Linked DNA regions of Mus musculus: all the other regions are linked to region 2. Evidence: chromatin loops called from intact Hi-C (ENCODE). Cell type or tissue: heart. All regions are shown on one strand. Links, peaks and the distances in the headings refer to the core of each region. The heading gives the core; the rest is flanking DNA.

Region 1 (6,138 bases), core at 472-5,471, 750 kb before region 2:
AAAGAAAGAAAGAAAGAAAGAAAACATCTCGTAGTGGAAGCTGTAGTGTGTCCCAGTGTGTCCACACATCTTCACTTGCAAATGTTCTTTGCAATGAGTCATTGGTCTGATTCGAGGTCTCTGGCTTCTGTGATGCCATCAATATTGGATCCTCACTGGGACTCCTCCCTGTTATCCTGCTGTTGCCCTGTGTCGAGGAGATCCTGCAGCTTTGGATCAGCAGGACTGACCCTTTCACACACTCCAACAGTTCACAGAGGATGTAGAATTGGGGGTGGGATAACTCAAAGCCCTGGATCTGTGGCTGGGAGGTAGCTGAGCTGGTCATCCCACTAGCTCTCCTGCACCCATGCCACCAGGACAAGCTCTCCAATGCTGCCCCAGCTAGGCCACCCAACGCCACCATGGGCGGGAGGAAGGGTCGGCTCCCCTGCTCTTATTCTCATGTCCTTGAGGGCCAGCTCCCCTCTGCCCATGCCTCAAGAGCCAGCTCCACTATGCTGCCCAGTTGATGCATGAAACCCAGTGGCTCAAGTGTTGGAGCCAGCAAGGGGCTGCCTCAGGGCTGGCTCACCCATGCCTTCCCTATCAGGGCCCCTTCACTGTGTTGCCCAGGTGAAGTGCGGAACTCATGCCCCAGAGTGCTACAGCCAGTGAAGGGCAGGGCTAGCTCTCCGGCTCTGATGACGACCTCGGGGGCCAGCTCTCCTGACTACTGCAGGTGGCAAGGGGCGAAGTGGTGAGGGCCTCACCCCCATGCCCACTCTACCTCCCCTTGGGCTGACTCACCCACTCCCCCTCCACCAATGCCAGCTCTACTGTGCTGTCCAGGAGAGGTGCAGGGCTGCTCTCTTGAGTGCTGCTGTCAGTGAGAGGTGAGGCTGGCTCTCCGGAATGCTGCAGCCAGTGAGAGGTGGGGTCAGTTCTGCACAGCCCTTGTACAACTATGTGGTCCCAGGTGCCTGTCCAGACCAGAAATGTCCTTATGCTCTCTAGTGGTAATATGAGCCACAGATTATTGACACCCACCCCTGCTGCTGCACGGCCACAGACCCAGACATGGCCCTCAGTAGCAGCTCGGGCTGAGACTTCAACATGGTCTCAGGTAGCGGGACTGGCTATCACACAGGCGATTCCTCTCTACCCTTGCGTCTCCATCTCTCTTCACAATGCTCAAATTGTTCTGCTTCCCTTTCTCTTCCATCTGCCCACCACATGCTTGGACACTGTAATGGTTCCCACTGCGGGCAGTAACTGGTGAGCCTCTGGGTGACCTCCTCTTCCGGTGCCACATGGCATGGCAGCAATCACACCTCTATGTGTCTACAGCCTGCCCATGTGGCAGGGTGACAAGCAGGCCTTTCTGTGTCTACTGTCACCCATCTTGTGGGGACAAACAGGTCCCAGGCATCTTTCTCCACCTGCGCAGCAAGTCGGGGCAGTGGGCTGGTTTCTAGATGTCTTCCTCTCTCTTGCTTCAAGCAACATACTTATTAATGATTCACAAATCAAAATATCTACATTCTAAAGTGGACATCCTGTGAGTGTCTGAGAAACAAGCCTACGTGCCTCCCCAGTCTTGGGCATCTTCTTTAGCTCCTGGCCTGTGATCGTCACACAGGTACCTCAGTGCTCTGGACTGTGGTGAACATGTGGGGTCTGGATGCTGCTGCTTGCTTTTATGCTGAAGGGCCAGAAGTCCATCATGGAGACATCTGTGAACGAGCCTCCTGTGGTCTGCATGTTGGCTAGTAGGAAATGAACTATGAGAGGCAGCTGAGAAATAATTCCCCCTCCTTTCTCTCTCTTGCAGATAACTCTGAGGCCCTCCTTGCCCACTGAAGGAACGCAGATGTCAGGAGAATCAGTTGCCCTTGGGACTCCATGTGAAGAAAGTAGTGTGTACCATAATTCAGTTTTATATGTGGACTCAAGTCTTAATTCCTTCTCTGACTCAGGTTTTTACAGTAGTCACATCATTATTGCTTCAGACTCCTCTGCCGCCACCACCACCACCTTTTTTTTCCTGAGAGAAGGCAAAGAGAGAGAGAGAAGGTCTCCATCTGTTTCTCCATCAGGCCTGGAACTCGTGCAGTCCTCCTGCCTCAGCCTCCTGAGTGATGGAATTATAAAGCTATAGCCAGTCAGGATCTACTTTCTGAAGTAGCCATGTTCAGACATTTTACAAATGATAAACAGATTACTCCTGAAACCCTGAGGAATACAACTGAAACTTATGAAAGGCATTGTGCTCTGTACTGAAGAACTCTGAAAAATAAGCGAACAAGCCAGATGCCGATAAACTAATCAGGGAAGAACAATAGAACAAGCCAAAAACCATAGAGGAAACATAAGAAGCTCAAAGATAGTTGGGCACGATGGCACATGCTTTTGGTTCCAGCACTCAGAAGACAGAGCCTGGTGAATCTCTGTGAGTTTGAAGCCAGCCTGGTCTACAAAGGGAGTTCCAGGACAGCCGGAGCTAAACACAGAGAGACCCTGCCTCAAAAAACAAACACAAGAAAACAACAAAAAACAAACAAACAAGAAAACAAACAAAAAGACATAATTTAAATGAAAGACAAATATACAAACCAAAAAAACCAATGGTTTGTTGAAAACGTGAATGCTTTAGAAAAACCTGTGATGAAATGAAGAAAAAAGACACACACTCCAAAGGGGTAGTAAAGAGAGAAAGAAAAGATTATAGTAACGATTTTAAAGCTAGAAATCAAATATCTGAGGTAAATTTTATTTGGCCATGTTGAAAACCTTGGTAAAAATGGTGGATCTTAGCTATGACTTTAATACTGACTCAAGCAAGAGGAAGCTGGAGTAAGGTGGAGTCAAGACTTCTGACTCCTACGGGATGATGGTAGCCATCCAAAGCTACATCTCCATGGACGTGCTCCCAAAGCTACACAGGACAACAGAACACACAGAACTGCTCTTCTGTCACACCAACACGGGAACCAATCTGCATACAGATGAGGAGTAAATCTGTTCAAGGAACAGTCACCTGATGAACCTTTTCTTCAGCAGAGGAGCCAGGTATGAAGCAAGAGTTTTGTGCAAGAGTTTGTGCTACGGTGAGACCCATTCAGTTACAGAGAATAAATAACGTCCACCCGTCAGCTGTGGAGGTGAACACTTGGAATCCCAGAATTCGGGAGGTGGAGGAAGGAGGATTAGGCATTCAAGGGTTTGGGGCTAGCCTGGGCTACCTAAGATCCTGTGTCAAAATAAATAGATATAATAAATTCTCTCTATTAGAATGTGCACGCACTATCAGAATAAGAGCTTTCTACCCAGAGAGGGAGATACTGGTACTAATCTCACAATTAAGTCAGTATCTGAAGAAAATAGAGAGCCTTCAAAAGTATGTGAGCCTAAGGGACCACAGGAAGAAAGGAGAAAGGGGTTGCTTGGAAAGGGGTGGAGTTCCTTAGAGGCTTGCTACCTTGGGATTATCTGTCCTTGGAAACACTGAAAACAGTCACCCTTCATTAAAGAAATTGAATTTCATCGTACCAACAGCAGAGGGTACTATTGACTTAAGAAACTCCATACACGGCCATTTCAGCTGGCATCAGCTCTTGCCTGCAGACTTCATGAGAGATGAGGGAACAGGGCAGAAACCACTAGTGAATGGTACATCTGATTACTGCTGCAGGCAACAAGAGTTCCGACTCTCTGCGAACCCTCAGTGGAACCAGGGAACACGCACAGCTGTCTGCTTACAAGTAGAAGCAGAAAAGATACATTCACACTGATGTCATCCCCACTGATTCCCATGCAACCAGGAAGTCTGCTTCTGGGAGATCTCACTTTTGAGAAAGACCTTGCCTCGAAGCCTGAAGGAGTACTCTTGCCATCCAGCTACCAGCTGCAGTGGCTTGGCTACCTTCTTTCTCTGAGTCAGTTGTACTCCTCTGAGGCAGCAGCTGTCTGTGAGGGAATGTGGCAGGGTCCTGGGGTTTTGCTATTCTGGCCCAGTGTGTGCCAACTTTGTCTCAGTGTTCTCTGCCAACTAAAACTTGAAGGATCCACCTCATCATTTGGGGATCTCCCTGTCCATCCCCAGTTCCGTTGCACAGGTGTCTGATCTGCACTGCCTTAAGGCTTTTCCTACCCAGTTCTGTTTTTCACAGGAGCTATACCCAACCTAACACCTTTCACTCCCAATTCCATCTGTTACCTAGAGCACTGACTGGGCTGATACAATCAAGAGCTTCTGCTCCCTAGACTTCCAGGTTTGCCTAGGATTCAGAATAGCCAAGGGGACTCATATAGGCACACCACATGGCAGAATTGTAGAAATCCTATGAAAGAGATACTCCAGATAGAGATGCAGAACTAGGCATTGCAATGCAGCAGTAGGTACCAGTTGCTGTCAGTTCATTATCTCATGTTTAGTTGATTGCCCCAGCAGAGAAGCTGAGGTCCTGGGAAGATGTTAAAGCTGGACATTAGAAATGACTGATACAACCAACTTCCCTTTGCACCATCCACATTCATGCCTAACCCTGAGTCCCATAGTTTAGGAGCCTCGTGTGTAGCCATATTTAACAGACAAGATGTCACAAATAAATTAGGTGGATGGCTGCCTCTGGTGCTTACTGACTTATTCTTCATGGCTTGCTCAGCCTGCTTTCTTAGGCACCCCAAGACCAGTTGCCCTTAGATAGTACTACCAAATGGGCTGAGTCCCCCCACACACACATCAATCATTAATTAAGAAAATGGTCCACAGGCTTGCCTAAAAGCCAGACTTGCAGGGGCATTTTCCATTTTCTCAGTTGTAATTCCCTCTTCTCAGATAACTCTACTTTGAGTCAAGTTCAAAACAAAACAAAAGACAAAGGTTCTCAATTTCTCTCCACCTTTCCTGTAGCAGTATTAAAATTCAAAAGGAAGAAAACTTAAGCACACAGGCCAGGAAATACTTGTGCATGTGTTGATTCATCTGTGAGATGAGCTGTCAGAACTAACTCTTCTTGGTAGTTAAGCTCCCCTCTGACATCGGGGCTTCAGCCTTTCCTGCTCCAACGTGAGATTCCTGGGGAAATGGTCACTCTTTGGGATCTAATGTTTAGGGTCAGTGATTCAGCTTCAATCCCTCACCTTCTTTGTTCACTCCTCTGTCTTGAGGGATCTGAGATGCTGTGACATGGATGTTGGAATGGTGTGGAGCATCTCTGAGACCCTGCTGTGCCAGAAACAAAGAGTGTAAGTAGAATTATAGTAGAAGCTGAACCTAAAAGTGCAACTGGGCAGAACCCTTTCTCTGTAACGCGTCTGCCATAGAGACGTCTCTAAGGAAGAACACAAGTGGAGCCATTTTGATAATGGCAATTCCTCCTTTTGCTTACTCTGACAATATTGATTTTGCAGTTTGGTTTGATTCCCAGTTGGTCTGATCCCAAACCTACGGTAGGCTCTTGGGGAGATAGTATTAAAGGCTTTTCTTGGCCAAATTGAAGCAACTGTGGGGCTAGGAAGGAGGAGTTCTCAGCCTGAATTTACTTGGAGATTGTTAGGTCACCAAAATGGCAGTGCTGCTGACACTGTCCTAAGGTGAGGGCTCAGCCCCAGCCCCAGCTGGTTTATCACCAGGGAAACAAGCACAAACCTAAATTCAACATTCCTCAGAAACCTCATGTTGGAGTTTTGTATTTCTTAGGAAATGCATGACTTCCCTTCTCCCCATCCTATAGTCACTTACCTTGAGGAAAATATACCTAGGTCCCCGTTAGTTAAACAGCCTGCATGGGCTCAAGCACCTGCCCCTCCCCCACTCCCAGTCTCTGCTATCATATAAAATCTGCTTGGTTTCCCACTGCGCTTCTGCTCTCTACCCATGAGACAACCTGACAATGGTTTCCAATAAACTCCTTTTCTACCCACAGAGTGGTCTAGTTCAGTGCTTTCATTGCATGTCACTTACAGAGGTTATTCTCTTTCTATTTTAAACATTATTACAAAAATAGCATTGCTAATAACAAACCTATCACCCATAGAAATTAACCCAAAGGCCATCCAGCTCATGAACTTTTCTACAGTTAGAGTAGCCATTCAAAATGGATGTTGTGTGGTGCTTCGTGTAAGATTTTATACTTTCATTATTGAATATATTTT
Region 2 (6,138 bases), core at 371-5,370:
GTTCTTGGGATATAGATCAAGACAACTAATAGTTTCTCACGTCAATAGCTCAGCCCAGAAGAGACTTGAGAGTTAACACAACACAGGGAAGCAGCTTGGGCAGCCAGGGAGACAGAGAAAGATAAAGAATTCCCATAGACCCCAAACCTAGCAGCTCTTTCATTTTCCCTGTGAGATTTTTTTACACATGTAGATTCCTAGGCCAACTGAGTCAGAATCTAGCCGGGAGCAGCGTGGAAGTTTGCATACCCTGAAGCTCTCTGGATGACACCATGGCCAGCCTGGTTTGGAAACCACTTGCTCAGGGCCACAGGGAAGAAATGCAAGGCCAGGAGGGTCAGGGAAGCCTCAGATACTGGGCATGACCACTTACGTGACTTCCTAGTTCTCATGCAGCAAGTGAGCTTCCCTGGTCTCGCTTCATAATGTAAGCCCCACATGGGGCGCCACATGCAGTTTGTGGGAGCAGAGTTAATTTTCAAAATCGATTCTCTCCTCAGACCCTGAAACCAGTCCAGGTTTCAGAGACCTGGCTAATGGAGACCATGCTTGCTCCTCCAACTGAACCAGCCCAAAGCAATCCAACCACGATTACAAAACCCAGGGTACCTGAGGCTGAGTGAGTCCTTAGAGACACTCCAGCTCATTCGGTTTTGAACTGTATTCCTAGGCAGCCTAGGCCACATGACCTCTCATGGAGAGCAGAGAGTGGAGGCTCAGTAGAAAGGCTGCTGTAAAAGACAAGCTTTTTTCCTCCTGCTTCCAGACTCCCAGAATAATGACTGAGGCTCGAAATACATTTACAAACACCTTACCCATAATTTTTTGGCATATAATCTGACTAGCTCATAAATTAATACTCCATTTACTCTGACTGAAGTTCTGCAGGTTACCTCCACTCAGGTGCCATTAGTCCTCCTTCGGTTCCAAGAGCCAAATCCTCTCGCGCCTGGCCCTATCCCAGAATCCTTTCTGCCTACCAGACGTTCCGCCTTCTATTCTATCCTTTCCTATAGGCCATAGGGTTTTTTTGATTTTTGCTTTTTGTTTTTTTTTTTATTGACAAGTGATGCATCCACACAACACACAAGATAGTCTCTCCACAGACTGCTGGCCTCCTCTGCTTCTGTTTCCACCACTTTATAGCTGTTGCTATAGTGATTAGCTGTCGATCCATTTCCCAGATGCTGCCATTGCTAACCCAACCCAGGGCCTGGCTACTTTCCATCCAGTGTCCAGCATGGTGGCTTTCAGACCTGAGGCCAGTCACGGCTCTCTCCTGTTCAAGACCGTACATTGGGTTTCCATTGCCCACAAATGGCAATCCAAGGTCGTCACTGTGGCCTGTGTATCCCTTTGTGTTCCCTCCCGGCCGCTTTGTCTTCCATCATGCAGGTCACTTGCAGACTCACCCGTACCAAGCAGCTTCCTACCCACCTCCCGGCTCTTCCTCTTCCTTCTGTCTGAAGTACCTGCCTCATATTAGGCAAGTGTTCTATCTCTGAGCAAAGTTACTCAGGCTGATCTCGAACTTACTCTATACTCAAGACAGGCAAGCTTTGGACTTGCAATCCTCTTGGCTTAGCTTTTTTGTTGTTGTTGTTTTTTCGAGACAGGGTTTCTCTGTGTAGCCCTAGCTGTCCTGGAACTCACTTTGTAGACCAGGCTGGCCTCAAACTCCTGCCTGCTTCTGCCTCCCGAGTGCTGGGATTAGAGGTGTGCACCATCACACCAGGCTGGCTCAGCTTTTCAAGTAGCTGAGATTATAAACACACCACACACACCAGGCACAGCTGTTGTTTTTCTTATTGCCTTTTAGACAAAGAATCCACCGAAGGCTCACAGACCTTTCTAAAGCAGGCAGTGAGAGTTGGTGAAACAAAACCCCTAAGCCAAACACATCTCACAACTCACTGCCCATGAAGTTGTCCATTGTACTAAAATAAAGTTTTATTGAAACACAGCCACACTAGTCTGTTTCTATATTGTCAGGTCATTCACTCTCTGGCCCTTTATAGAAAATGTTTGCCAAGCCCTGCTCCGAGTAATAATGTGACTAACTCAAAGTATTACTGTTTAGAGGTGTTTCCCATTCGTGCTGGGTAGTTTTATGCCAACTTGACACGAACTAGTTATCAGAGGGCATGGAGCCGCAATTGAGACAACGTCTTTATAAGATTGGGCTGTAGCCAAGCATGTAGGGCGTTGTCTTAGCTATTGATCAATGGGAGAAGGCTCAGCCCATTGTGGGTGGTGTCATTCCTGGCCTGGTGGTCCTGGGTTCCACAAGAAAGCAGGCTGAGCAAGCCATGGGGAGCAAGCCAGTGAGCAGCACTGCCTCTGTATCAGCTCCGGCCTCCAGGCTCCTGCCCTGTCTGAGGTGCTATACTGAATTCTTCAGTGATGAATGGTGATGTGGAGGTGTAAGCCAAATAAACCCTTTCCTCCCCAGCTTGCTTTTGGTTATGGAGTTTCATCATAGCAATAGTAACCCTGACTAAGACACCAATCAACTCCATTTTTACTGGAAGTCATTTTGAGATTAGTACCAACTGTTCTACAGATGAAGAAACTGAGGCCCAGAAAGGAGATGGCTCGCCCAAGGTGACACAGACAGCAAGAGGCAAAACCGGAAACCAAACCCAGCCACCAGCGCTCCGAAGAGGGCTGAACAACTGAACAACTGCAGCTGTTGCTGGAGCCTGAATGTGCTTCTCATCTGCCCAGCCGCAGAGTGGCAGCAGCTGGCGGTGTTGACTGTGAGAAGACAGGGGCCGGGAAGCAACTGTACATGATGTAGATACTCAGGAGTAATCTCAAAGAGCAGACAATGTCACCAGGAGCTTTCTGTGCATAGGAAAGGCGGCTAGCTCACAGAAGTCTGCCCACCACAAGCCATGTGTGGCTTCTGTAAATCTCTAACAGTTAATCACATGACTGCTCAAGCCGCGGCAGTCTTCCCACCCAGGCTTGGACAGACCTTTCTCAGCTTGCCAAGGAGCTGCTCAAGAACCTGAACGGCTGTCACATCACTTGTGTGAGAGAGCCCTCTAGTGTCCATTTCTGGTATTGCCTCCCTTGCCATGGGCTCTGTAGACAACAGGGACACTGTTTTTCTAGGTCTTTTGACTTTAAGGAACTCATCTAGTACAGTAGACTTAAAAGGTGTTGCTCTCTTCAGAGCTCCCTGAAGAGGCTGTTATGCAAAGCCTAACTACACTACCATTGGGCATTGCCTGTTTGCAGGTTTTCCCTTCAGTTCTGACTCCGTGGCCTTTCATAGGCTCTGGAGTTCAGTCTGCAGACAGATTTGACCTTCCACAACAACTTGACATATGGGAAGCTGTCTCAGTTGCCTCCAGCTAAGCTCTGTTTCCGGAAGTATTTTGTGTTGTCAGTTTGGGGTGGTTAATTTTTATGGAGATCGAAAAATATATTTTTATTGCCTTTTATATATTTATTTTGTGTTGGGGGCTATGCATGTTTGCTACCATGCTTGTGTGGAGGACAGAGGACAACCTGAAGCAGTCAGTCCCAGGGATCAACTTCAGGCTTGGTGCCAAGTGCCTTTAACTTGCTGATACACCTTACTGTCCTCAATTCTGCAGAGGGTGATGTTTGAGATAGGGTCTTGCTAGGTGCCTTCGACTGGTTTCAAACTCCCTATCTTCCTGCCTCTACGTCTTTGTACTGGGATAACTGGTGTGACCCACCACCACCCAAGCTGCCATGCTACACTATTTTAATTGTTTATCAACGTTGTATACACTGGGATTGTCAGCGTGGCTGAAAGCAGCAGGTGACGCTTGTTTTGAGTCCCTGTGCTCAGCAGTAGTCAGAAGCGGTAGCCGAGGCCCAGGAGCTGCTGTCTCATCTGACAGGCAAGGACTCTGTAGGACCAATGTTCACAACTTCCTGTTGCTGATTGCCTCGCACTTAATCACAGAGAATCATCTGTATGAGAGCTACTGGCCTGGGGTTGGGGGGGGGGGGGCAGGTGCTGTGCTGAACCCCCATGTGCTGACACAGGCACCACGGTTCCCAATTTTCAGATGTGACTCAGAGTCCAAAGCTCTGAGCAGCTTGCCCATGGCCTAACATCAAGCATCAGATCAATGTGTCTAAGTGCTATGGCCAGGGAGGCCTGGATTTAACCCAGAAAGCAGCAGCAGTCGGACCACATCTCTCTCAATGCCCCAGGTCGCTCTGAATCCCAGCTCTGGACCTGAAAATCTCCCCTGTTGAAGAGCGGACTTGTGTCAGGTCGTGTGTGGCCGACTCAGAAAGGAGTTCCCAGTTACTAGGTTTCCCTTTCTGTCCATAACGAATTTGAAGGAAGGCAATGGCTTGTGGTAGACACACAGGCTCCCTTTGCTTTCTGTTGAACATCTGCCTTGAGCGCTTTCTGTTGTTGCCTGTCTGGTGCTCTGAGGTCCTCCAAGGGAGGCTTTGACATGGGGTCTAGGTCTGAACTCTGAGCATTTCGCCTTCCAGGTTGCCCCTTGTCGCCCCTTCGTCTGCCCATGTGTCCACTGCTGTGCCCTATGCATTGAACAGCTTATCCCGTTGAGCTATTTGAGAGGTTAAATGTTAATTGACTCACTTGATCTCAACCATCACTTACTGTTACTCCCCTGTGGGAGTAACCATGCATTCCTAGGAGACTGAAGGCCCATCTCTTTAACAAAGCCAAAAGGCTCCCAGGCCCTTTCTCCAGAACCTTCAGCCCTCTCCTACTCCACATTCTTCCAGTATTTGCCTGTCAGTCTTCTAGTTCTTGTGACACTCTTGTCCCCATCTACTGAGGCTTTATTAGTCCTATCCTTGGCCAGGAAACATCTCCTCCACCACCTCTCCCCTCCCCTCCCTCCTGCCCTCTTAGCTGGTACCTGCTCTTCTGACCTGAGGCTCTGTTTAGCCACCACCTCACAATTGTGGATCCCACGGGCCTCACAGCCCAGCTCAGTTCCCCAACAGCCACGCTGGGACTCCAGGCCTGTCCTCACCTTAGACTTAGAAGCCTGCACTCATTTAGTTGATGACCACAGTCCATCCTACCAGGCCATGAGGTCCCCGATGTCCTCAGAGAGTTGCTGCATCTGCTTCTACTCGCTCTTGCACCTCTAGTGCGGGGCATAACTCAGTTTTGTAGACAGGGAGTAGACAGAGTGGGAGAGGGGAAGGAACTTCCTTGACATGGTCCCTAGCTTATGATGATTCAGCCCAGGACTTTCCTCTCACCGTGGTATGAGTGGAAACTGGTATCCAGCGTTTTGTTCTTTTCTGGGCTAGTGATACACAGTAGCCCAAAAGTGCACTGTAGAACCACAGTCCCTGCCCATGGTGGAAGGGAGATGTGAGTGTCGTTTAAGTGGGTATTGCTGCTACACTTGGATAGCCCTGAGGTTAGCTGCATTCAGGGCTTTACCAGTTGATGGTGTTTTGCTGTTCCTGTTTGACACAATTCCACTGTCTGCTGGGCATCCATGTTTCTCCAGATGACATTGAGCCAACCTAAGAAACGTACCCGAGGCTGTCCGCTGGCGACATAGCAGAAGGCTGAGCCCAAGCTTCCCAGCAAGTCCACTTCTTTTCCACCCTGAACTCACTCCTAGCAGAGGCCTCTGCTGGCCTTTCTGAGCTGGAGTGTATGATTTCATCCCTTCCTGAAGGAAGAGGCCTTCAGAGGTACACCCAGTCTCTTCCCCCTCCAACCACACACAGAGGCGGTGTAGAATGTTTGCCACATGGAGAGCCAAGCAGTGTGGGCATACCAGGCAGGGCTTTCCATGGTGGGAAGATGACCCTGCCTTCCCTGGCAGTACTGTGGCTGGGTTTGCTAGCCTGGAAGAGGAGGAGGAGGAAGAGGAGGAGGAGGAAGAGGAAGAGGGAGGAGGGAGGAGGGAGGAGGGAAAAACAGAAGGGGAAGGAGAACGGGAAGGGGAAAGAGAACATAAAGAGAAACCTCTAAGAACACATTTTGGTGAGTTTCCCATTTTACAGATAATAAAACTGAGTCCAAAGGCTGAGTTGGCCAGAGTCACAAAGAATTCAACAGAATAACTGGTTGCATATTCTGCACAATTTTCTATTTCTTTTTTTTTCTTTAGGATTTAGATTCCCATCTCTTTACCAAGA
Region 3 (6,138 bases), core at 359-5,358, 310 kb before region 2:
GTCCTCACGCAGCAGGAACAGCAGGCTAGAATGAGCATTTTCATTCTTCAAAGAAATTTTCTACTCTTGGTTACACACTTATTCTTAGCACATTAAAATATGTCTTCTGCTATCTTCTGGTTTCCATTATTAAATCATCCAGTTGACCATTTGTCTACAAGGTATCTTTCTTTTCTTTCTGCTTTTAATACTCTCTCCCCCATTTTGTGTGTGAGTGTGTGTGTGTGTAGTGTTTCTCCTCTCTTTTTTTGGTTATTAGATTTTCTATTTTTGAAAAACAAGTTCCAACAATTCTAAGGAATCATTAGCATTTAACTCTAAAATGTCTTTACTCTTTCTTCCTATGGGAAATCTAAGGTGGTTGTGAAGTTAACTGGCGATACTACCCTTTGTGACTTTCAGCTTTGACAATTTACACTATTTTATCTCTCAGAACTGCATTCTGGATGGATATACATTTGCACCCGCCTTTCAACTGACTAATTCTCTCTTAAGCTGCATCTAATGTGGTATTGCTGTGTCCACTGAATATAGCTCTACTATTTTGGTTCTTATTTTAAGAGTCTGTTTGGTCATTTCCAAGATTTGTGCGATTAAGCTCTCGGGCAGTGGTTTTCAACCTTCTAACACCATGACCATGCAATGCAGTGCCTTATGTTGTGGCAACCTCCAACCATAAAATTCTTTGCTACTTCATAACTGTAATTTTGCTGCTATTATGAATCGTAACATAAATATCTAATATGCAGAATATCTGATATGCAATCCCCAAGTGTCATGACCCACAGGTTGAGAAACACAGTTTTGGGGTCTCCTGGTCATGGTCATGTTCTAAGCTCCTCTTTTACATCTTAAATATAATAAATGATTTTATTCCATGTAAGACCACTCTAATATCTGAAATCACCAGAGTGTCATTTCTGTTTTTTTTTTCATTTTACAATCTATGATAGTTTCTTTGTGTGCTTTGTTAATTTTTAATGTGGATTGTTTATTCTTCCTTTAAACATCATCTGTGGGGATTGTTTGAGGTCTAGATTGAAGCTGAACTACATAAAAAGACTGACTTTTAAACCTGCCAGTTATCCAACAGCACAGCCAAGATCATTTAAATTACATTTGATGCTTGTGCATTTTCAAGCTAACAAATAGACAAGTCCAGAGAGAAAGCATTCAAGATCACCTTGTGGTCACAGATCCTTAGGGGGTGTCTACATGATTTTTCTATCACCCAGTGATAATGCCTAGATGTCCAAGTCTCCTTCAGAGACACTTGCTCTCATCCAACCCATTCTGGAAATGTCGCCTTTTGACCCAACTTAATCGGGAGACTCCAGAAACTGCTAGGTTTCCCTCTCCAGCAAGCCATGTGCATCTTCCTCCATCCCTGGAGGACCATTGATGAAAGGCTGCAGACCTCCTGGACTCCACTCCTGGCCCCAAGGACCAACACTGCTGGCTACCTGTCTGCCACGGTTGGTTCTTGGATTTGCTTCATCTGGTGGAGAGCTATGTATTTCTACATCAAGAATGCGTTTAGGAAGGTTTTAGAATCCGTGCAGTTAACTCAGCATTGCAGCCCTGTCACGTGAGAAGGTGCTACCCTGAGGGCTAATCTGATAAACTACAGTCTGCAATAACCTGATCCAAGCCGGATGGACCCCCACGTCCCCATGCTGCTCTCTAACTATGGTCCCAAGTTAATATTCCCCACGTATCTAGGCCAAGCCATCCCCTTGACCCTGTAGACTTCGGCAGATCCGGTCTTGCCTCCCATCCCACCATCCCATCCCGATACACCAGCTCACCCCACGAGCTAGAATTCTTTTAAATGCTTGCACACTGAGTCATATTTTTTCAGGGCTCTGTTCCTTCCAGTGGCCTTTCATCACCTCATTTAAAAGCTCTCTACCATGGCCTGCAAGGCCCACACAGGTCTGGCGCCTGCCGTCAGTCTCCTGCGAGCTGTTCACCCACACTGGCTCACTTTGCTTTGTTTTGAATAGACCAAGTACATTTCTGCACACCTTGCACCTATTTGTCCCTTGGCTCACAAGCCTTCCGTGCCATATGTCAACATGGCTCAGTCCTCCCAGACCAGCTTAACTCGGCGAGCTCCCCACCACCCTGTTACTGTCCCTATCTGGTTGGCTTGTTTTCCTATTGGAAAATAACTCCACTCAGATGAGGCTTGTTTCAGTTGTTCACTTCTGAATTCTGCACCCAGAACTATGACTTGTGCAGAGCAGATGCTTCATGGATGCTTGATAAATGCAGACTTGGATAGATGGATGGATGGATGAATGGATGGATGGATGGATGGGAGGAAGGAAGATGGGTTTTCATGCATTTGCTGCGTTGAGGCAGGGGAACTGGACTTGATCTCAAGTTTTGCAAGGCTCAGAAGAGGCTCTTCATAAAGCAATTTTGAGATGTTGAAAAATCACAGTGAGAAAGGAAAAGGACCTCTGGCTCCAGAAGCCTGTCTCTGAGAAGTGCCTGCCTCCTCTCTCTGTGCAGCCTGATAGAGCAGACCTGAGAAGGCACACTGATGGGCCTGCATCGCAGCTCCCTACAGCTGGTGTCTGCTATCCTGACTGGGATCCAAGGTGCACTTCGAGGGCTGTGTGGACAACACACACTCTCTCTGCTTGTAAACAATGCTTGTCAGCAAAGCTTTCAGGCTTTCTCCCTTCCTGCCAAGCCTGGGAACAAATAGCAGTGGTCTTGGCAGAAGCCCTCCCTCCCCATTGCTTTGTTTCTGAGTCTAGACCATTCATTTCCTCTCATTCAACAGCTTTGCTCTGAGAGGGAGTCACTTTCCTTTGCCAGCTTTAGCTTTTAAGTCCTCGTAGCTCATGACTCTCCTGTCAGGACCCAACCCGGGGTGCTTGGATACAAAGGAATGAGAGATCAGTGCCGAGTGTCAGGGAACTGTGCCGTAATTGAGCAAATCACATCTCCCAAAGACAGCCCAAACTTGGTCAGAGTTGTAGACTCTCCTCCCCACCTGGAGGGGGATGGGAATATTCTGTGGGGCAGTCAACATTAGGGCGGCTCGAAACAAAACCTAACCTGTGGTTTCAGGCCCAAGAGGCAACCATGGATGGAGAACTCACTTAGTGAGCCATGGGCCCAAAGGGTCTGGACTCCTTTTCTTCTTCACCCCAAGCCCCATAGTCTTCTCTTATTTTGCCCTTTCCTCTTTTGCCTCCTTCTAGAATATTCTCCTTTTGTCTCCGTGGTAATGGTCATCAAAAATGTCCTCTGCCCTTGGGTCTCTCTATGTAGGATTCACATATGTGAAACCTGTCCTTTATGACCAGGACAGGTGTTCCAAACGGAGTAAAGACCTACAGCAGACCAGCAGGAGATGCGCAGGGCACACTTGGCGATCTCTGCTGGCTGACTGAGATCTGCTGCTTGGCTGTGGCAGCCCCGCCTGTGCTGTGCGGTGAAGACGTCAGGGGGCGCTCGCGGCTTCTCTCTGGCTGGCTGCTGACCGTGGCCAATGGCAGCGGAGGAGAGCAGTTCGCCACACTGTGGCCCTCTCCCACCGCAGACAGGCTATCCTGACCCACAGGCTCTCCATGCTCTGGATGAGGCTGGCAAAGGGGAGTGTTGACTCCATGGGGACAGTCACAGTACAGTCCACCCTGGACACACAGCGTGTGTCCCCCACCCAGTGCAAGCGTCCCCCACCCAGCTCGGCACAAAGACAACAGATGGGTGGAGGGTGAGAATGTTCCAGAAAAGAACAGTTCAGGCCCCTAAAATCCACGGATATGTGTTCTGTACATTTCCTGTTCTTTGTGCTTTATCTCATTTCATCCCTCCAACCATCCTTTGAACCAGGGTAGGCATTATCAATTTATTCATAAACATTTGAGAATCACAGACCAAAAAAAAAAAAAAAAAAAAAAAATCCAAGGTCACCGCCTGGGCATGCGTATAAGTCATCACTAGTCATTCACAGTGCAGGTGACAGAGAGGCACGTGGAGAAGCCGACCAGGATGGCTTTCCAAGTGGAAACCTCCCCTGTTCCTGGCTTGGTCTGAGGGGAGGGGGTGGGGCATGTTCCTGCCCTTGCTTGACCCGCCCTGTCAGCCCTGTCCGCAGCAGCGGGTCCTCCCAGAAGGTAGATGGGCGGAGCTCTTGAGGTGACAGATGGGGGAGGAAGACTTCTTAGGATTTGCCCTGGACTGAAAATTTCTGGTCGCACCTTTGAACCCTGTAAAGTCCTCAAAGCCTTCTGTTTCAGAAGCTAATCACGCGCTCTCTCCACGGGCCCGGTGACCTTTGCAATGCAGTTAGCCTTTGTTTGCTTTTCTTAAAAGGCCTGCAATTTATGATCCGAACAATGCCCCTTAGGCCAGGAAGAAAGGAATTTGAGGGTCCAGAAAGACTTGGTTTTCTTCCAGCCCTTCACCTCTGAAGCCATAGTTCCTCAATAACAGTGTATAACATTAAGACTGGGAGTACAGGGCAGGGGATTGATCTATAGCTTTGTGTCTCGTGGAGACCCTAGCAAACAAGAATATCCCAAGGATGGCAACAATAAAATCCAATCTACCAGCATCGTGCACCGAAGGGGAGGCTCGTATTTTCGGGTATGACTTGTTAACCAGTTATGCGTGAATGTGGAGAGGGGCATGGATTAGGGAGCTTTCTGTTCAAACAGAAGGGCTGACAAAACCATGGAATCTCAAATCGTCAGACATTCAACGGCCTTTTCTAAGAACCATGGGAGACAAAATGTCTACCTGATCCAGCAAGTCATAGGACACCGGCCACCACCACCCCATCCCCAGCTTAGACGGTCCCAATCCTCCTTTTGTCCTTAGTGAAGGAAGGAGCCTCCCAGTCCCTTGCCAGGCCAGCATTCTGCAGGTTGGAATCCTGCAGGCTACCTCCAAAATCGCCCTAGCTGGGGGGTAGAGGTGCACACAATTAATCTCAGCATTCAGGAGGCAAAGGCAGCTGGGTCTCTATGAATTCATGGCCAGTCTCGTCTACATAATGAGACTCCATACACGACAAAATGAACTCCACCCCCCTTAGTTGGGTCCTCCTGACTATTTATGGCTCAGGGGTCCAGAGGGACAGGCTGGGCCACTCGTGTAGCTCATATTTTGGCAACCAGCTGGAGATTTTCACAAAGCAGTTCCCACTCAAACCTGTGATGCACAGAGCAAACACACCGAGTGGCGTTGGCTGCCAGACCCTCCCCGCTCTGTTTTCTCTTCCTAGCACCTGACCTTAGCACTTCAATGTCATCTTTGAAGTCTCGCAATCCATCAGCGGCCATGTTCCTGACACACAAAAGCATTATCTGTGACGTATGTTCCTATTAATAGTACCAGCATCTCTGCCTGGACACCCTTGTCACCTGTTAATGTGGGCTCCTGCTGCCAACACCCCACCCCCAACCTTAGCAGCCCCATATCTCTCACTCCCCACCCAGAGCCACTGATCCACAGGTCTGGCCAGCCTCTCCTTTGGGCAGGAACTGCAGTGGACACTTAGGGACCCCTACGAAACAGTTCTCTCACAGTATGGCCAGACACACACACACACACACACACACACACACACACACACAGAGCTTTCTGCCGTCTCCTCCATATTCAGTCTGGAACTTGAGTGATCCTTCTTCCAGCCTGTAAAATCTCCAGCCTTTTCAGGAAGGCTCAGCTCTAAGGCTCCCTTTTCTCAAAGCTTTTCAGAGGCTAGGGCAGGGTCCTGGGTTCACTATCTGAGACCAACAAAACAAACTTTCGCTAAGGATCTCATTCTCCTTTGTTTATTCAGCCAAAAATAGGTATTGTGCACAGACATCAAGCCAGATTCTCTTCCAGGCACCGGAACTTCAATGGCAAATGAGAGCGTTGAGTTCTGTCTGCCCTTGGGGAGCTTGCTGTTACTAGGTGACAGAACTAAACAGGTAAATAAAACCCTGGAGACTGCAGGTGGGCGGTGGGAGGAGTCCGGGTATTGCTTGCACCACTGTCTTCTTGAGCCCTACTTGTGTCACGAAGTTGTCCCTTAGCATCCTCAAGGAAATCTGAGTCCCACTGATCTTAGAAACTTCCCTGATAGCCAGCTTCATCACATCTGTCTCTGTGATGGACCCTTCT
Region 4 (6,138 bases), core at 354-5,353, 120 kb before region 2:
AATGCCACCAGAGTAATACTGTACTTCCCCCAATCACTTGTGTAGATCATCTTTTCTTTCCTTTAATAAATAATGGAGCTACAGTCCTGTGTTTTATTAGTATAATGCTAAAAATTTGACACTTGTTGCCATTATAAATAATGTCTTTTATATACAATAAAACTACCATGTATGATTGCACATATGTAACTTTATGAATGCCATATGCTCTATTTGAGCTCCTGTGTCCTCTTCAGAGTTGGATTAGAGGTAAGAAAACTGAAGCTGTGAGCGATACACCCCCTTGTCTGTAATCATATTTAACGTATGCCACGAACATATCCACTGTAAGCTTCATCTATGACCAGTGCTCCCAATGAAACAAAGCTTTACAAAGATGAATACCTGCACGTTACATTCCACCTCAGTTTCCTCAAGATGTGAGTCAAAGCCATGTGTAAAAAGAAAGGCAGAGAGCTCCAGCCTGCAAGGCCGTCTACTAGAGTCAGAAGACTTGCATGGGTTTCTCCCTCTTCCTTTGACTTTGAGCTTGCCCCTAATCCACCTGAACCTCACTGTCTTTATCCCTAACATAGAGTAATAAGCCATCACAAAATCCTAAGGAGATATGTCTGACATAGGTCTTGGCAAGGAGAACCAGTCATGGCTATTTGGATCTGAAGGTAACGGATACCCAAATTAGCTACAGTAAAAAGATGAATTGAAAACTTCCAAACTATCTCTAATGATTAGAAATTGTGACTACGCTTACTCTAGCCATGGATCGCAAAGACAATTGATAATGGTGTCTACAGATAACACCTGCATTCATGAATCACGACTAAAGAGCAAAGTTCTCATCTCTGTCTCTGAACTTGGTAGAACAGTCTAAGGAACTTTATTTTCGGGGACTCTGTTCTGGGTGAAGGAGGAAGCTGATGTGGGTGGTGAGATACTCTTCCTCTGCAAAGAGATAATTTCAGCAGAATCCCAAATAGTAAAATGAAGTTAGCTGTACTGAAATGTAAACCTTATGCATATTAAAAGATACATGCCCCTCTTATCCAAGAGAATCCTTTCTAAGGACCCCCACTCCAAGTGGATGCTTGAAACCCAGACAGCATCAAATCCTATATACACTCTTTCCTCCTACAAACAAGTATTAATGAAGAACAGTAATTTATAAAGCACACATAGTAAAAGATTACCAACAACTGATAACAAAATAGAACCATAAAGCAATATATTATGATAAAGTTATTTAAATTAATAAATTGCTCATTTCTAGAATTTTCCGTTGGGTATTTCCCCCTGATGATTGACCACACATAACTGAAATCTTAGAAAATGAAGAGGAGATTACTGTGGCTCAGGAAAGTAGGAATCACTCTCAGTGCCAACTTTATCCTACTGTCTGTAATGAAGGTGCCAGAATGAAGGACCGTTAGAGAGTGTGGGTTTATAAGTAGTCAGAGAGCATATGGCTTGCTGTGGGAGTCTCTGAGAAGCCTTCCTGGGGTCTCACAGCTGAAATGGCAGAGGAACGGCACTAAGATCAAGTCAGGAGAGAAATGGGCCAAGAAGATTCAAAGCACAGGCCTCAGGGACAATGTTGAATACCTCCTCAAAAGCTGCCCTCCCTGACCACGGTGCAGGCGTCCTCTCCTTGGCCCTGGGATTCTCTGCTTTATAGCCCTCACCGAGCTGCCATCATGTATTATCTTGCTCACTCATGTTTGAGTGTTGTCGATCATCTCTTCGGGGCTGGAAACTATGTAAGTGCAGGAACCAACTCTGTCTTGTTCCTATACCTTCCTTGTTCTGGCATCCTCATTATAGACCAGTAGTAGGGCAGAGCGGACGTTCAGTCCATATCATGTTAAGTAGCAAAGGGAGCCCAGATCTAGCAGAAATGGGGTAACAACTTGTGTTTGTCACTTTCCTCTTTGCTGTGACAAAATGCCGGGAGAACGTGACTCAAAAAAAAAAAAAGAAGTGTTTCTTCGGGCAGGTTAAAGGGTGCAGTCCATTACAGAGAGGAAGGCAGCCAACCACTGGGCATCTGCAGTCAGAAGCAGAGAGAAACAAAGGCCGGTGTTCAGCTTGGTTTCTCCTTTTGAATCGGCTCCAGCTCACTGAGCCCTCAGCGAAGCCTCTCTGGAAACTTCCTTACAGACACGCCCAGAGGTTTGTGATTCTAAAACCTACTTGGACTGACAGCTAAGAATTAAGCACCACACAGCAGTTTCTTGTTTCTTCTTATTAAATAGTGACCTCTGTGATGGAATTAAAGTTACATTTGGAGTCTGCTATCAAACGCTTTGGTGGAAGAAACAACTTCTAGGTTAAGGTCTATCTCACCCCATTTTCCCGGAACTTTATTCATAAGGTGTCCCCCACCCTGATTTAACACTCTGTGAATCCACAAGTTCCTGATTTGTGTTTAGATAACTACCCTAAGTATGGAGAGATGTAAGGCCAGTCGGTGGTGGTGACCTTGGATGCATGACTCACGCCACAGGTTGCGAAGCTCTCTCTGTAAAGTCTGTTTATTGCATATGGAGGGAAGGCTGGGGGAAGGATGACGAAATAGGCAAGTGTTTTATTCTCATTGCGGCTACCTCTTGGTTATCATTATCATATAATAATTATTATTGACAGGCTCTTCAAGTTATCGCATAGCCCAGGGTGACCTTGAACTCAATATCCTCCTGCTTCACCCTCTGGGGTGCTAGGATTATAGATTTGTGCCATTAAATTAGGTTCTAAGGGGTTTTTTTTTGGTTTTTGTTTGTTTGCTTGTTTGTTTTTTTTTTTCAGGGAGAACTAAGAAGCCAAGAAGTACAAAGGTGGCAGACAACTAAGAAAATTTTTTTGAAAAGAATTTTAAGAAAGAAAGAAAAAAAACAAACAAAAACCAATAACCCTAAAATCATCAGGCAAACCAGTAGGGGGTGTTAAAGTTAAAACTCTCCACTAAGAAGTCAATGGGAATGTAGTTACAGCAATTACTGCATGTTCTCTGTTTCACTGGAAGGGAACAAACTGACCTTTAAAAAGAAACTGCCTCAGTCTTTTTCTTTTTTAATTTCATTTTCTGTGTTTCTGACTTTGTTTCCAACTGTTGTTTGCATAAAAACAAAACAAAACAACAACAACCTGCAGCTAAATTTGGTGGCTCACCCAACAATCCCAGGATTCAGCAAGCTGAGGTAGATTTCCCACAAGTCCTGAGGCCAGTGTGGGCTATAAAGAGATCTTTTCTCAACCCCTTCCCAAAGAGACAAAAACTCCAATGATATTATCATAAATAAAAGTAAGTTTTAGCTGGGCATGGTGGCACACGCCTTTAATCCCAACACTCAGGAGGCAGAGGCAGGAGGATTTCTGAGTTTGAGGCCATCCTGGTCTACAAAGTGAGTTCCAGGACAGCCAGGGCTACACAGAGAAACCCTGGCTCAAAAAACCAAAAAAATAAAAAAATAAAGTAAAATAAAATAAAAAGTAAGTTTTTTTTTTTAAAAAGTATATTATTTCCTCACCCGCATTTTTAAAAATTCATATCATATCTCTTGTTACAAATATATAAACTATGATGTTGTCAAAAAATTGAATAGTCTGGGCCCACAAGTCTGTATTTATGTCTTAAGCCAAATTTTATTATGACATTCAGAAATGTTCACTATTAAGGTCTTCTATTTTTAAAAGCCTGGAAACTAAAGATAGGGAATGGTTTTCATTGTATTTCATTATATTTAAAATGATTATGGGCTTCTGGGTATAATTACGGGTGAATATTTCTTCTTCTCTTTTGTAACAGCTCCTCCACCATTTCTGAATTCTGGTCACTAAACATCACCCTTAAAGTTCAAAAATGTTAATAAAAATGCTGAGATGGTTTTGTGGGGGGAAAATGTGTTTAACATATCTTTTGAGGTAGATGGGGGATCGGTTTTTTCCTTCTGTTTAAAGAGGGAAATACTGAGGCGTTGGGGGCATTGTAAGAACGCTCTGCCTGTGGGCAGAGTTCATTTCAAGAGCTGGAATCTGAAAGGGAAACTGTGCCCGTGCACTGGCAGGAAAGGCCTGGGTGGACACTCAACCTCTAGAAGGACTTCCTCTCTGCCCTGACTGTACCTCCAGGGAGGCAGAGACTGGACTTGCTTGTGACACCTTCTAAGCTTTAGCCAGGGGAAGGGAAGAGCCCTGAGATGGTTGCCAGCTTTCAACGGTTTGTCTGGCTGGGACAATTTCAGATCCAATTGCTATTGTGGCACAAGTAGAATTCCCACGCTTCCAGATTACTAGATGTGTAAGCTCCTTTCTTCTTGAGACTCCTTGAGAACAGGGTCTGTGCCTATTCTTTTCCAAAGACTCCTAGACAAACCCTAGACTTATCTACCCGGGACTTCTCATGGACACACAATGACTTTGGGAATAGGTACCCTAACGAGTTTAGCCTAGATCCATGGATACAGAAAGCAATAATTCACTGTTCATCAAATGGGGTGGGGTCTGACTTTCTCCTTAGAGAATCAAAATTGTCCCTTTCTTTATTTTCTCATCTAAATGGTTTTTATTTGTTGCAGTTTTTAAACAGTAAATATGATGACATCAGTTCCCTCCTCTCTTGTCACTTTTTCCATGTAGCTCTTCTAATACTTTAAGTGCCAGTGACATCTTGACATCTTTCCCTTTATTTGTTCTTGGTCCTTGATAAATAAAGATGCAATCCTTAAAGAGACAAAGGAAAAAAAATGGTTACCTGGCCCCACCCATGGAAATCTAGCTTCAGCTGGTTCCAGATGGAACCTAGGCATCAGCATTTTTTACTCAATCTCCTTTGACAATTTTGATGCTCAGTTGAGTTTGAGAACTACCGATTTAAACTGTGAATCTTTGCCTCTGTGACATATTTAGTATCAGTGATTTATCTGATGCCAAGTCTTTGGTCAAGAATGCAGCATCCAATTATAACACAGATCCCACAGGGAAGATCAGTTTTAGGATTTTCCATGTGGCTTCCAGAAATGTATTGCGGTGAGAAGCAAGTATTGTTGGGTATTTTATATTTCCCCAATGTCTCAATGACCCCCAAAAGAAGTTCCTGAGAGAAATTTGTTTTCTTGATGTTCACAGAGGCTCTGGGATAGCCCTCTGACACAGTCATAGTGTGAGTCTCATACAATAACCCAATTTTTTATTATTGGTGGGATGCTGTGAGAAAAACAGCCTTTAAATAGCAAATAAGAACACCAAAGCTGATACTGATGTTGAAATAGAACAGTTACGTTGCTAAGAAAGCAGTTCTTCTGTTTGGGATCCTGGGATCAACAGGTCCCTCCAGCATCCTTGAACCGCATCCTGTAATTGGATCTAAACTCAGTATCTCCCCCAGAACTCCTATATTCCAAAGTAAAGGATTTGATTTCCTGGGCACCATGCATGGATCCCAGTGTGGGAAAGAAGAAATTCTAGCTGGTTCCAGACCAGAGACGAGGTCATTCTGCATAAACAGAGAGAGAGGCAAGGATAATGGAAGCTGCAGCGCAGGAACAAGGAGATTTGAGACTGTCCACTTGGCAAGAGAAAGGAGCATACAGAGACAGCAATCTCTCCCAGGCTTAAAATGTGAGTGACTAGATCAGCAGTTCTCAACTCGTGGGCCGTGACCCCTCTGGGGATCCCATAACAGACATACTGCATATCAGATATTTACACTACAATTCATAAGAGTAGCAAAAATTACAGTTATGAAGTAGCAATGAAATATTCTACGGTTGGGGGTCCCCACCACATGAGAAACTGTTAGGAAGGTTGAGAACCACCGCTTTTGACGCATGCAAAAAAACCTGGTTGGACAAAACTCATTCTGCAAAGTAAATTTGAGGACTTCAACGCTTGAGGGCAAGATACTATGGATGAAAGAATATTAAGACAGCTTTCTAAATTTAAGCAAGTTCTCCCCGCCTGCCCCCCCACACACACACACACTTTGTTAGATTAAGAAGGGAGATCCAACACTTCCAGGGCATCAGAGAGTGGCCAGCTGGGAGTCAGTACTGACCAGACAAGGCTCCTCAGCTAACTCTAACTTCTCTGTTCCAAGCTCCAGTATGTATGTGTCAAGCATATCCCCCATCCCTCTCACCCCAGCCA
Region 5 (6,138 bases), core at 563-5,562, 570 kb before region 2:
ATGGACCCAAGCTTTCTGCATGCAGGTGTCCTGCTTTGGGGAAAGTACAGCCCCAGTCTTTCTTCTGAGGGTGACATGGTTTCGGGTGAGGTGATGGCTGGTTCTCACAACAGAGATCTGGGAGATCATCTGGGCCAGAGGTTCCTTGGGATTCACAAGTTGAGTTTTTGGAGCTGTTGGCTTTGGCAGACATGTCCCTCAGGAGTGGTGAAGAGTGGGCAGGGATGTCCCATGCTCCCTGCTTTGATGATGCTCACATAGCTGCTGCTAGGCACCCAGAGTCATTGAATAGATTGCACATTATATTGACATATACTGTCATCTGACTCATTGCACGCACTTCAAGGAAACTGACTTCTTCTGAAACTGAACTCTGTATGCAACCCCAGAGCCCAACGGGAGGAGTGCTGGGAAGGAAAGCCCTGAGGACTGTGGCTCTCCGACAGGATTTCTTAGAAAATGGTCCCCTGAGTTCCATCTCCCACTTGGGACTCAAGCACGTTCACTTCCACTTAATGCTCAGGTTCAATGGTGGACAGACTTGTTCCCTTTCATCCTTCACAGCACAACTGAGGCAACCTAATGTTCTCAGGAAGAATTTAATGTTTAGGGAGAACAAGAAGGAAAGGGTGGGCGGTTGAAATGCCTGTTCCAGACTGCGCTGCTCCTGTGACTGGTGTGGTCTCAGGGATTATTGTACAGCAAACACTCATCTCCTGTCCCTTCCCACTGTGGGTGGAACCTTCACTTCCTGACCCATTGGTGACTTTTTTTTCACACCATGGAATGTTAGTGGACATAATGTAAACAGGCTTGGCTTTGTGTCCAGTGACCTGTCCTGAGAAGAACTAGCTAGCCTTGGTCACAGTTGCCTGCAGTCAGACCTCAGTATGATACATGGAAAAGACCTGGCTAAGCTGAGCCAGGATCACCAGCCGCTGGCACACCCTCTGCAATGTCCTCCAGACTATTAACTACGGCTTAATTTTTTATGTGAAAATAAGCTCACCCGTTTCATCACCATGCAAATTTGCTTGTGGCCTTAATAAAGGGTAAAATTGCATGGTCAGCAATCAATTGTTTAAAATAGATGTCTTTGCAATCTGTTATCAGTAAAAGTTGGAAAAAGGGATAGCAAGTGGGGAAAAGCTTAAAACCCTGAGTGCCCCATGCTCTCTTGTTGTTATGGCAAGGGTTCTGGGTTTTTTGTTTTGTTTTTTTTTTAATTCCTGAGTAGGGTGGCAAACTTCTCCTTCAGCAGAGGGTTTCGCTGAACTATCTGGCCAGTAAGAACCAGGTAGACGTGGCCTGGATCAGCACCAGAGCAGTGTGGGCAGGACTTGTCCCATGCCATCGTGCCAACTGAATCTGTCAGCGCCTGCTATCACAATTCTAAGAAGTGGCCCAGTACTCAGTAGCCACTGTAGCTAGTTTTGCTCCACGGCTGTGGTGGTTTCCTGCAGTTCCACTGATGTTACCTGCCTCTGGCCCCCACCTTCGTGCTGTAAACACTATTATGGTGCAATCAGGCTCCTTAAGCTTTTCCACTTTCAATCCTTTTTTGCCTCAGAAAAAATTTTCCATGACTCAAGATATACAAATATATAAAAGAAGAGTATAAATCAAACATTTACTGATAACAAATTATAAAGAAACATACTTTTAAACAATTGGCATACATATAATTTTGTCCTGTATAAAGATAAACACATATCTGCATACTGATGAGGCGTGCCTTTTTTAATTAAAGAAGTAAATCTTAGACGAATATTCGACACTGCTGGACACAGAGCATCTTCACCGTTGGTCAGAATTGACCTGTGCTTTTGTTTTATAATATTCAATGATAAGGCTAACGCTTTGCACAGTGCAAAGTACGAAACGGCAGAAGGATGTTTAGGGTCATTTCTGAAGGTGCTGGAATTTCTGTCCTAGTCCAAAGCCAAAACTCAGTGACTGAAACAGTTTTCTTTAATTAAATACTTGAACACAATACATCCCAAACACAACCTTATTGTATATTCTATGCAAGCTGGAGAACTACAGTAAGAAAATACCCAAAGTCTGCTTGCATAACTAGATCATGTTGTTTCCTGAAGGGTAGAAAACATTGCCCTTAAAGCAGAGCGTTCTTAGTCTGTAACACACAGGCGCCTGGAGCCTCAGCAGAGGTGGTTCAGGCAGACTCACAGCCTCACGTGGCTTCATGGCAGGCACAGTGCAAAGTCTGCTTTAGAACCAAAACTGCAGCAAGGTTGCAGTGCAACAGAGGCAAGCAGCACCAGACCCAGCTCAGACTCACTATGTGCCTGCTTTTGAGTCTGCTTTTGGTCACTGTGTGTTCTGAAACCTTTTACTGCTGGCTTTTTTTATTTTTATTTTTTTATTTTATTTTTTTAAAAAATTTTTCAATCCTGTATTCAGTGGCCTCAAGCCGGAGTGTTATAAACTAGGGTAGATAGTGCAGCTAAGGCTGAACCGCACATTAACACACACCTGAGAACAAGCCCCACCCACCTGCAGCTGCTGTGCCTGCCCCTGCCCTGCACCCCCACCCCGCCCGCCCAGCGGCTGGGACACTCCTGGTCCTCTCTCTCCAGGACTGGCTAATTCACCTGTCTTCCCCTTCAGCACACTTGCCACCTTCTCTGTGGCCTTCCCTAGCAGGATCAAGTCTACTCCAGAGACACTCCCATCCCTTCTTCCTAATACTGAACAGGTGCAGTTTTACATTGTGTGAGCATTTGCTCCCGCCACGCCCAGTACCCAATGACAGGAAGCTTTGTGAGGACAAAAACTTGCTCAGCTCACTTTGGCTCAACACCATGTGCCCAGCACTGTGCCTGACACAGAGCCCTTACGGAATGGGCCAGGCATGTCTCCCTCGAAGTATTAGAGCTCTCCGTCTTCCACACAATCTCTATAGTTCCTAAGATTATTTCCCCCTAAACCCCCTCTGCCACAGCCTGTGAACTCGGAAGCTTCAAGTAACACTTGCAAAGTCCCTTCTGAAGACCCCAATGTCACAAGTACAGGAATAGAAATGGACTCTTATCCTGGGAAGAGGGTGGGGGAAAGCTAATACCATCTGCACGTTGAAAGTGGGAGCACAGTCCCCTCAGTGAAATGGGAGCACGTTTCCATGCTCATTTACACAGCTGGCCATTTGCCGGAAACTGATTCTGCTCTCCTCTCTTGCAACTGTGGGTCTAGGCTATTCCTCCTGTAACAATGATTCTGGCACCAAACGCCACTGGTCTGAAGTCCCCCTTCCCTTGGTAACCCACCCTGGCTTCGGAGGCTCTGTGGGTGAATGCAGACAGTTGGGAGCCGGCCACCGGCCAGGTGTTCCTTAGCAGCTGCCACTCTCCTTCCTTTGTTTTTTCTACCATGTCTGGTTTTAACCCTCATCTGCAAGGCCACTTTGTCTGGGACAGGGAGATAATTTCGTCTAGCGTCTGTTCGGCACTTCCCTGATTACCAGCTGAGCCTGATTACACAGTCTGTGTGCCTGTCCCAGGACAGATGTGGACTGCTGCGCGGGAGGCAGAGGAGAGGTCCAGGGCGAACTCCACTCCTTCCAGCACCTCTCCAGGGCTGGGCTAGCTGCCATTCAATTAATTCACTTAGGCCTCCAGATTCCAGCCCAAAGCCGCTTGCAGTTCTTCCTCTCTCCAACAGGGGGCGGGGTGCACTGACCCGATCCTGTCTCCAGACCTCAGGTCTACCCTTTCCTTAAGGGGATCCTTGGATTTCCTCAGGCTGTCTCCTCCTCTGTTCAGGAGTTTAACAAATCTAGCTAGAACTCTCTGCGAACACTTCTGAGGGGGCTTCCATGAGAGAAACTTTAGGTTTGGAACTTCGGGCAAACCAGACGTCTTGAAACAGACACCTGAAGATGCTGGTTATTTTTGGGGGGGGGGGGGGGGGGAGAGCGCTGGCTCCATTCAGACCTACAGACCTGGTATCTCTGCCTTCCTTTCATGCCTGTACTTAGACTGTCGTCACAGAGATAAGCTGTTGTCCTTTCCTGTTGGCTTCCAAGAACTCACTTATTTTCAGAGCTGACTCCGTGTGTTCCTGTGCTAACTCTGCGCCAGTGAACTAACTCCCCAAACCTTGTCACCTTTCCTCTTGAGTCACCTTGAAGAGTGAAACTGCTCAGGATACCTCTCACTTCACCAAATGTGGCCAAGTTTTCATGAAGACAAGTCTGCTGCCCCAGCAATTAATAGCTTAGCTGTCAATCAACTTCCTACCACCTTGAAATACCTAAAATACCGGAGCTGAGCTATGAGGGTCAGTGATGGGCGGGGCCACCCCTTGACCAGGACTGCTCAGATATACCTCTTGTCCTCTATTTAAACCTAAACCCCTGTCCCTGACAGATAGTCTTGGGCACATTGGATCCTATTATTTATTCATATTTCCTAAGTGGCCATATTGAACAAATCCCCACTAATTCTTTCTGTTACCAGTCTCTTTAATTGACAAGTCAGGGATAGGCAGGCAACGGTAGCCCGTGGTGGTTGCTGGAATCCAAGCTTTTGGATTACAATTTTTGGTAACAAGCTGGGCATAGTGGTGATTGCCTGTAATCTTAGCATTCGGAAAGCAGAAACAGGAAGATCAGAAGTTCAAGGCCATTCTCAGCTGAATAGTGAACTTGAAGTTTACCTGGGTTACAGGAGACATTGTGAAGAAAGAAAGAAAGAAAGAAAGAAAGAAAGAAAGAAAGAAAGAAAGAAAGAAAGAAAGCAAACAGAACAGAATGCAAAAGCAGGTGGTGCTGGAGTCATCACTGAGCAGACTCAGTCTGCTCCCACTGCTACTACAGAGGACCTGAGTTGGATTCCCAGCACCCACATTTGGCAGCTCACAACTGCCTGTAACGCTAGCTCCAGGAGGCCCCATAACCTTCTGCCTTTGAAAGCATCGTCGAGTGTGTGTGTGTGTGTGTGTGTGTGTGTGTGTGTGCATGCTCCTGTGCATACCCACACATAGGTGCACACAAATGCACATAAATAAAAATCTTCAAACCAGACTGAGAACAGTACCACATCAGGAGCTCTCAAAATAGAGACAGACAAACAGGTGTTCTCACAGTGGGGACCCAGGAGTGGGAAGGGGTAACTCTGAAAGGCTTCACAGAAGAACTACCTGTCACTGTCTTACCAAGAATGGCTGGCCTTTATTATGCACAGAGGGACAACCCAAAGAGGCAGAAAGCCCAATGCCTCAAGGTGGGAAGGACAGGTAACCCTCTCTGGATGCTGGGACAGTGGCAGGTGATCCTAGTACCCAGAAGGCTCTCTGTGAAGGACTGTGGTAAGCACAGTGGAAGGACAGGCTGGGTTGAGATTGAAGGGCCAAGAATGTTCTGGAACAAGCCAGTTCACAGTGAGGCTATGGGGCTGCATGTGTCAGCAGCACCTGTCTGAAAGTAAAGGGTCATGGGGCTTTTATAGGAAAATATCCCTTCTGTGTGGCAGATATGGTTCCTGGAGCTTAGGTCACATTGTGAACAAACCGAAGGAGAATACTTTCAGAAAAGGCTATCAGGGTGTGGCTGTGAGCCTGTATCAACAGGAAAGCTCTGCAGACACTCACGAAGCTCTTGCTGTGTGCCCAGACACTGGGGAAGGGTTTGTAGTGCTGGTGGGAAGGCAGCGAAAGTCATAGGGACCCCAAAGTCTGCCTGAAGCCTACGTCCTGTTAAGAACCAAGAACTCCAACACACACAACTAAAGGCTACTCCAGGCTTCTTTTTCTCCTTCAGTCTGTAAACCTTAATTGTCTAAGACTCACCGGAAACCCTATTTACAGTAACAGCACATGTCCTCGCCCCCTAGTGGTTCCTGGTTTTATATTATCTGGTTACAATGGCATCTAAGGCACCTTTGGAGCCACCATTTAATCTCAACAATCAAATGGCAGTGGAGGTAGAAGCAAGGAGAGTCCTTTAGAAACCCACGGGACAATGAAACCCCCAAAGCTACCAAAACTCTGCATCCAGTCACCACTGTGACAAGCAAAGGCCACGCCAAAGGCCATTCTCATACTTACTCTCCTCCCTGTGCACTTCTCCTAACCCCTGTGCTCAGAGCCATGGTAAAATGTCTTTCAATAAGTCTGACC

The links. Peaks named below come from ENCODE experiments on the same cell type or tissue, not always from the same donor. Only the 100,000 strongest peaks of a DNase experiment are listed, where the experiment ranks them.
Region 1: it touches region 2 in a loop (7-fold over the local background); 4 of 42 quality-filtered maps call a loop at or near these places.
Region 3: it touches region 2 in a loop (4-fold over the local background); 40 of 42 quality-filtered maps call a loop at or near these places.
Region 4: it touches region 2 in a loop (3-fold over the local background); 13 of 42 quality-filtered maps call a loop at or near these places.
Region 5: a loop joins it to region 2, with 5 times the contacts of the local background. A loop is called at or near these places in 4 of 42 quality-filtered maps.

The regions. Positions count from the first base shown.
Region 1 is chr3:102,240,528-102,246,665 of GRCm38, reverse strand. No RefSeq gene overlaps it. Among named protein-coding and RNA genes, the nearest start is that of A230001M10Rik, 19 kb to the left of the region's middle. In heart, for the core only: a CTCF peak has its summit at 3,529 (motif pointing right); a DNase peak (open chromatin) is centred at 3,615.
Region 2 is chr3:101,490,936-101,497,073 of GRCm38, reverse strand. No RefSeq gene overlaps it. Among named protein-coding and RNA genes, the nearest start is that of Gm40109, 14 kb to the left of the region's middle. In heart, for the core only: no CTCF peak of the experiment used is centred there; a DNase peak (open chromatin) is centred at 2,953; H3K4me3 peaks cover 338 bases; H3K27ac peaks cover 1,520 bases.
Region 3 is chr3:101,803,724-101,809,861 of GRCm38, reverse strand. No RefSeq gene overlaps it. Among named protein-coding and RNA genes, the nearest start is that of Gm33381, 21 kb to the left of the region's middle. In heart, for the core only: a CTCF peak has its summit at 3,461; DNase peaks (open chromatin) are centred at 3,571 and 4,071; H3K4me3 peaks cover 730 bases; H3K27ac peaks cover 2,935 bases.
Region 4 is chr3:101,613,999-101,620,136 of GRCm38, reverse strand. No RefSeq gene overlaps it. Among named protein-coding and RNA genes, the nearest start is that of Atp1a1, 12 kb to the right of the region's middle. In heart, for the core only: a CTCF peak has its summit at 2,925 (motif pointing right); no DNase peak of the experiment used is centred there.
Region 5 is chr3:102,059,991-102,066,128 of GRCm38, reverse strand. No RefSeq gene overlaps it. Among named protein-coding and RNA genes, the nearest start is that of Casq2, 23 kb to the left of the region's middle. In heart, for the core only: a CTCF peak has its summit at 3,670 (motif pointing right); DNase peaks (open chromatin) are centred at 1,378 and 3,628; H3K4me3 peaks cover 723 bases; H3K27ac peaks cover 4,361 bases.